Linked DNA regions of Homo sapiens: region 1 is linked to region 2. Evidence: chromatin contacts called from ENCODE Hi-C or POLR2A ChIA-PET data. All regions are on one chromosome and are shown on one strand. The core of a region is the stretch at or near the end of the contact, and the rest is flanking DNA. Distances in the headings are between cores, read along the strand shown.

What was found. A loop is a pair of places that touch in the nucleus more often than their neighbours do. ChIA-PET counts read pairs that join two places held with the same protein, here RNA polymerase II (POLR2A). Pooled maps may share reads with other maps.
Region 1: a pooled map of heart left ventricle shows a loop between it and region 2 (2.0-fold over the local background). The contact joins the promoter of SMIM2-AS1 here to the enhancer-like site in region 2. A Hi-C loop is called at or near these places in 1 of 168 maps with a recorded cell type or tissue (Right ventricle myocardium inferior) and 2 of 50 pooled maps. POLR2A ChIA-PET finds 5 or more read pairs at or near these places in 1 of 52 experiments (RWPE1).

The regions. Positions count from the first base shown.
Region 1 is chr13:44,107,779-44,111,934 of GRCh38, forward strand. It overlaps SMIM2-AS1 (SMIM2 antisense RNA 1), which reads left to right and starts at 2,771. Exons shown (of 5, transcript NR_104065.1): 1 at 2,771-2,834. The region is part of intron 2 of LINC00390 (long intergenic non-protein coding RNA 390); the gene reads right to left.
Region 2 is chr13:44,298,860-44,302,547 of GRCh38, forward strand. No RefSeq gene overlaps it. Among named protein-coding and RNA genes, the nearest start is that of SERP2, 73 kb to the right of the region's middle. RefSeq lists an enhancer at 2,523-2,712. Within about 2 kb of position 2,337, at least 20 of the 41 ENCODE cell types and tissues checked have a DNase peak (open chromatin) inside an H3K27ac peak, as active enhancers do.

The DNA.
Region 1 (4,156 bases), core at 1,521-4,020, 190 kb before region 2:
TCATCTGTGTGCTCTGTCTGTTTACTCTTTACCTACGGATTCATGAAACACACGTGAAGCAAATTGGCAGCAGGGATTGGTGGCCAGACAGATCCAAGGTTGAAGTCCCTGATCTTGTACTTGCACAAGTTGTCTGTTGTCCCTGGGCCCTATTTTCTTTATCTATCCAATGAAGCTAAAAATCCCTACCTTGCAGGTTGTTGTGATGATGAAAGCTGTTTCTCGACCTTAAGTACACATTAGAATTCCCTGGCGAGCCTTAACATGCCAATGCCCTGGTCCTACCCAATCAGTCTTTGGAGAGTAGACCCAGGCACCAGTATTTTGAAGATTCCTGGGAGATTCCTAAGCGAACCCTAGGTTGTGAACCCTGGGTTACAGACAATGTGTATAACCTGAGTGACATACTGCTTTCAGAATAGACTATCCCATTAATAAATGATACCAATATTACTATAATATTATTGCTGCTCCTAATCTTCCTTCTGCCAAGAAAGGAAGTACGGTTGTGGGCCTAAAATATCCAAACTGTAAATAACAGAGCACATATAAGTGACATCACTAGGCTCCAAGCTGCTCAGTGAGATAATAACAAGAGTGACTTGAAATAGCCAGTCAGCTGTGAGGACCCCAGTTCTTTAAAATACGTGCATGCCATCTCTCACGTCCCTGCCTCATCCAGCCTGGGTCTATGCCAGTAGAAACTTTTCCAGTTAAAGCCCAGTGCCTTTATTTCCAGTACTGATTGTCACCTGGGAGACAGCTGTCAACTTGTGCAACCCAAGTTACCTTTGCTCTGCAGTAAATAGATGAGTCACAGTTGGTCCTAGCAGGTCAAGGAACAAGCAGCCCTGGGCCATCCTGTCTGGTGGCTGAGGCTGCTGAGACAATGCCCTTGGTGCCTATGAAGGAGTCATAAAGTTGGGCTTGACACTCTTTAAAGTTATCTTAGTTTGCTGATTGTTTGGCTAGAGGGACTGGTGTTGAGCCCTTCCTGGCTGTATTAGGGCTTTGCATGATAAGTGTAATTAGGGTGAGAGGAGGCTGAGCAGGCTTCAGTGTCTGAGGTGGCAATGGGTCAGGCAGAGCAGTGCAGGTCATTGACCTCAGTAGAAAACCCCCAAGCTGCACTTTAGATACCAGGTCCCTTCTTTTTCCAAACTAAAAACGTCCTGGGTGTTGGTAGCAGAAGGGCCGACTATAGGTTAATGTTGCTACTTATCCTGATTTGTGGGGCAGGGAGGGCTAGCTTTAGTTTTAAGCCAAATGTTTAAATGTTTCTCAAATCTATCTACCTCTTTACCTCCAAACCACCCAAGTCTGGGCCAGAATCATTAAAAGATGGTGCACTTGTGCCGACTTGACAGCCACAGCCTCCCACCAGGATCCCCACATTCTCTCCTGCCTCACAGAGCAGCCAAGATGATCCAGCCTCACCTCAGGTCAGACCATTTCACTCCCAGTGTGAAACCCTTCCGTGATTCCTTGATACTTTTGGGATCAAGCCTGACCCTTTGATGTGGTCTCCAAGCCTAGGTCAGCCTGACCATCATCCTCTTACCGCCTGACATTGCTGCAGGTGGGTGGAAGGCCTCGGCTCCTCTCAACTCCAAGCTTCTTTTCCTTTTAGGTATTGGAACCACATTCTTCCACCCACCTGGGGCACTTTCTCAAGCAAAACTCTCAGCCGCCTTCAATTTTGAGCTTAAACTTTACTTCTTTTCTTCCTCCCCCTAGAGTTCCTCACACATGAGCCCCTTGAACTCTGAGTTTGGGATCCTAAAACTTCTTAAGCTTTATTGTTACCCCTTACCTAACCAGAATCTAAGTTCCATGAAGGAGGGACCTCATCCATACTCCCCATGCCAGTGAATACATTTCGAGTAAACCCCAAAAGTATTTGCCAATGATAAGGTAAAAGCAGTGGGTTTCACAAAGGACAATACCATTTGCAGAAGAAGCACCACATAGCAATAAAAACCCAAATGGTTATCCAGATTATGTAAGGGCCACAATCATGGGCAAGGTCCCTATCATGTGTAAGAGACAATGTGAGTTATTTTGTCTATATGAAATATGCCTTTTGTTTGGTAGTTGTCATTTTTTCAAAGAACTTTTTGCTAGGCTATCGAAAAGGTGAACGACTCAGGAGAATGGGCATTATAGTTGACGGTTATTTAGCAACTACAGTGTGCCAGGTCCAACAACCTTATGAAGTAGGTGCAATTATTACTGCCATTTGGTGAATAAGGAAACTGAGATGCCTAGGAAATTAAGTAATTTGCCCAGTGCTATACAGCTGATCGGTTGAAATCGTATCTGAAGCCAGGCACTGCCATTCCCAGGCAGGCACCCATTGTACTGTCTCCCTGTGGAACTGCAGATCACCTTCCAATATTGAGGGTCTTCCACATTTGCCGGAAAATACCATGGGCTGAAGATGTGCAACAGGCTTTACCTCCCTCTCTCAAGAGGTGGAGCTGGTTCATGCCTCAGAACATAAAAGGGTGGGGTTTGATTTCTCATCTTTGTGAATTATTTCTGAAGAGTTTATTGTATAATCAGTGACTAAGTAATTGTGGCCACGAGGAGATACAAAGATGTTTCATTATGGATGGTGTAATATTTAACTTCACGGAAAGGACCCGGGGCTCTGTGGCTTCCCATCCGTCTTGTGACCCGGAATCATGGTGATCTAAAAGAGCCCTGTGACTCTGGGAAATTTGTTATCAAAGGATGTTAGCCACAAGTCCTGTTGGCAAATGGACCCCAGGTGGCCTGCAGTGCCAAGCTGTTTCCCTGCCAGCCTCCCAGTCTGGCCCTGACTCTCCAATGTAAGTGAGGGGCACAATGGAAATGTTATTTTAGGCCTTTCCACTTTAATTGCATTTCCTACAAGAGCGTCTGCGGGTTTTTCTTCATTTTGCTGGTGCCTCCCATATGAGTGGAGATCCACTGAGCAAGGTCATTGACCTACTAATTGTTAAAGGCATGTAGAAGCTCGGAGGGCTCGGTTCTCAACAATATCCTAATTATTATGCATTGGTTAGATGTTCTCTTCCCCATACTGTGTTATTGGGTTCATACTGGCTTCTAGTAGTAAAATCACTTGCTCTCTCTCTTAGCATGGTGACAATTCTGTTGTGATTAACTCTTTCCCAACTTCTTGAACCTGAGAAATATATTATTCTATTACAAGGAGTTCAAAAATCGTATATATATTTTTCTCTTTTATAACACACTTCTATGAAGTATCAGACATTTCATTTGCACTTTCTCATCTAACCTTCGCAACATCCTTATGCATACTTATTATTATTGTGTCCACTTTATAGAGGGGAATATTGAACAGAGGATTTGTTTGTTTTGTTTTATTTTGTTTTTAAGTGACTGACCTATCAAATGTCACACAACTAGTAATTAGCAGACTGGGTTATAAACTCAGGCAACTGGCTTCAAGCTTAACTACTTCATGCTTAACTACTGTACTGTGCTATTCTACTTTACTTCCTTGTATTGTTTTTAACTTGAGAGATTTTTATCCATTATAGTTGAATCCATGACTCTTGTTTGCTTGTTTATAAAAAACATATGGTCCTGAGTAATTAGGATGTATTTCCCAGCATCGTTCAGTTTCCATGACACTTACTCTTCCAACCCCAACACACACACAACTGTGCACAACATACAGTTGAATGCAAACATATAAATGTTGGTGCATTTTCCTTTTTGTGATATAAAATTGTCCTCTTTCTTATACACAATCACCTGACCAATTTTTTCAAGATGATCTAGAACCTATTATTTGTAAGCCACTTTGGAAATTAGGGGGACTTTTCTGAGACAGAAATAGCATCACCAATAAATATGGAATTCCAGGGAAGGTACACATAGGGTCTTAACCCTGGATGGACAGCGCTGATCTCTTCAAACCTTTTTGGAACTGATTTCACTTCACCTTAGAAATCAACCACATAACACATTGGGTTAGATCAATGCATCCTCTGTATCTCTTGGAGCAGCACCAGTGCAGAATTTTCCTTCTAAGATCAATGGCAGGCTGGGAAAATACCCAGACATCGGTACACAATGTGACAAGCAATAAGGAGTGGAGGTAAGAGATCCAGGCCAAGCCTTGGCCTCACCCACGCTTACT
Region 2 (3,688 bases), core at 1,087-3,586:
TATTGATATGAAACTCTAGCATAAGCAGAAATAATCTATTGTGACTGGAAGCAGGTAAGTGGTTGTCTGGATTTGGGAGTTAGGCAAAGTGTTACCCAGAAAGGGGCTCAAGAAATTTTGGAGGAGATAAGAATGTTCTATTTACCACACAGGTAAATGTGTCCATCAAAACTCATCAAGCTGCACACTTAAAATAAGTGCATTTTATTGCATGTAAAAATAACTCAATGAAGTTGATTTAAAACAAATATTCAATTGTTTCTCACTACTTTAGAAAAAAGTTTTAAAAAGTTAGTATGATATACAACGTCTTCAATGATATGACCCCTTCTATCTCTCTGACTTTTTCTTTCTAGGCCTCCGCCTGGTTTGCTCCAGTCATACTCTAATGCCTACTCCCTCCGCATCATCACACTTTCTCGTGTCTCTATATCTTTATAAATGCAATTCCCACTTCCTGGAATCTGAACCCTACCCCCTGCCTCCTTGTAATTTGACTCACTCCTACTCATCCTTCAAGGTCAACTCAAGACTGCCTGGACTTTTCTCCAAGGCTGGATCCAGCACCTCTCTTGTGTGTCCTCAGACCATCCTGTATAGCTCTCTAGTCTGATGTTTTCACACTCTGGTACCAAAGTTAATATTCTTTCTTAGGCTCTGAGCATCTTGAAACCAAGGTCTGTCTATGTTCTTAATTCCTAGCACAAAGTTTGGTACATGTTGCTTAGTATGTGTAGAATGGATAGATGAATGACTGAATGAATCAACTAATGCCCTGTCTACTCAGAAGGATATAATGAGAATCAAGTGACATAAGGGTGTGACTCCCTGCACTCTATTATTTGGGTGTTTGATTTGGCCCCATAATATGGTGGTGTGGCCAAGACTATGCCCTCTGAACCTCCACCTCCATCCCTGGGTACAGCCAGTAAACAGAACTTTGCAAATTCCTATCTTGGAATCACAATGACAAACGCTCCAAGATGGCAGGAGCCTCTGAGCACCTTGAGAGGCAATCAAGAGAAGCCTGTCTCAGCAGACTCACCTCACTGCCAGGTGGTGGCTGCACACTCTCTGTGGGGTATCGCACCTCAAACCACAGCTCTGCAATCCTACAATATCTTTCACCATCCCACATAGTATTTGTTAATTGAATCCTGTAATTTAATTGCATTCGCATTTCTAAGCACACTTGTTTTCATAGAACGTATACTCTTTAGCACCTGAAGATTCTGACAAGTAAATGTCATCCATGCCTGTCCAGGTAGATACGAGGTAGCGTTGCCCTCACTCCCAGACACTCCCCTGTCCATTACTTAACCACGTGGAGTTGGAGTAGCCGTTTTCTATGATTATGATCCATTTTCTTCACCCTTGTTGGAGCTTTCATAAGAATCAGCAGGAACTCTGCAAACCCTCCTCCCTGTCACTACCTCACCACTTCACCAACATGTCCCCAGCCTCCAGTTCCATCCCATCAATGCCATTTCTGGCACATATGCCCACTGGATCCACCCAGTGACAACCACCTGCATGCCATTTTCTTGAATGAAAGGAATGAAGGCATTTTCTACTCTATCATCATTCCTTGACCTTCACCTGTTTTGGTTTTTAAAGTGTTTTCTCTTCTGCATTAGCCGGAGTTCATTAGAGAGCCGTCCAGCCTCCATACCTGGAGTTGGTCACTGATGGCCTTTTTTACTGTCTGCCACTGAAGGTTAGTCTGGTCAAATGATCTTCAGTGAAGAGCATTCAACAAGTCAGTGCTCAAAAGCAAGGGGGTGAATCTTTGGAGGAGAGACTGGGGAAGACCGATGAGAGGGGAGAATTAATGGTTAAATCTACAGTAGGGTTTCAAATTCTTTTTTCAAGTTTAGGGGAAGGATTCCTCTGTTAATTCATTTATTCATTCTTACAATCTGGTTAGACCTATGGCCTCCCAGAAAACAGCTAAATTAGCCTCTTCTCTAATGTAGGCCCAGGGCTCTGGCTCTATCGGGGATTCCAAAGCCCCTCAACACCACCCCTGAGCTTACCCTGGAGAGTAATGTTTTCCGGGCATTCACATCAACTGAGAGCTTAAATATGGTTCTTCTGGGAGAGGGCCAGGAGACGGGATGGCCATTATCAGCAATCTGCTCTCTGCGGAGTCTGAGCCATGTGAACAAACAACCTCACACACTACGAGTGGGGAGAGAAGCGATTGGAATGTTCACTCCTATTTTCCTAAAATATCCAGTGAACCATGAACCTAAACTCTACACCTGAGGCAAACCGGGAGTTGCTATTTTAACACAGCACAGCTTAGAAAACAATCCACACATGTTCTGTGACTTGGGCCAGCCCCAGAGGGATTCCTGGCAGCATTGCATGGGTGACTAATATTCACAGCCTCTCTGAGGGTGAAGGGTATGCTATTCACCTGTCTGCCACCACTCACTTCAATATGCTTTGCCATGTGGGATCTGAGAGGAGTCTTTTTCTGGGAGTTTTAAATATCTTTTCAATGGGGCTTTTAAGATACTTATAAGTACTGTTTTCTGATCTAGGATCGCTCCACCTAGTCTATTGGCATATCTCTTATACAGGAGGACAAGAGAGTGATGAAAAATGAGACAGGAAATGCACCCATTTATTTCGCAAACATCTGCGTTGGGCCATTGGGGAATACCAAGATGACTCAGCCACAGTTGAAGGAGGGCAGATATGAAAACAAATCATTAAAATAATGTAGTCAAATGCTAAATAAGGTTTGTACCAAAGGCTGTGGGAACACAAAGAAGGGATCATTAATTTTGTCAGAGGCAGTCAAGGAAGACTTTGTAGAGAGTGACCTCTGAGTTGTACTTTAACAGCTGTGTTGGAAAGTTCAGGTGAGAGAGGAAAGGAACGGTGTTCAAGACAGAGGGAACAGCAGCCGCAAAGATGTGGAAGCTTGAAGACCCCTGAAAACTTTGCTGAGTTTGGGCCACAGGTTACACGGGAGCAAATGGGGCAGGTATGAGGCTGACACCGTGGGTTGGGGTGAGATATGAAGGCATGTGGTCAGGTTAAAGGGTCCAGACTTAATTCATTGGGCAATTGAGAAAAAACAGAGGACTTGGAGCATAGGTGTGAAACATCAGATTTTAGAAAGACATATCAGTAGACAATCACTGTATTTCAGGCTTTAGTGATTCCTCACTTGGTCCATGATACAAGCCTCCATGTCACACTTTGCTTGCTGCTTTGTATATCTGCTCAGCTGAGGCATTTTTACATAACCGTATGTTAAAAGGGTCATTATTCCCACTGTACAGTTGGCGAAAGAGAATCTCAGGGAGCTTAAAAAGAATACCCTTTGGCAAAGCCAAGATTCACACCGAAGTCTGTTGGATCACCAAGTCTGTGTTTCATTATACTGAATTAGAAGATAATAACAACGAGAAAGAAAAAAATGGTGATTGGCAGCCCTGGCTGCACATTAGTTTCTCCTTGGGAGCTTTTTTAAATCATGATGTCCAGGCTGCACCCTAGACTGATTAAACCAGAATACGTAGGAGTGGAACCCAGACATCAGGATTTGCTTAAAGCTCCTCAGGTGACTTTAGTGTGCAGCCAAGTTTGAGAATGACTAAGAGATGTTTCAAAGGAAGACTTGGTAATAGTTGGCTAGCAAGCGGGAAGACCGAGAGAGAAGGAGGAAAGA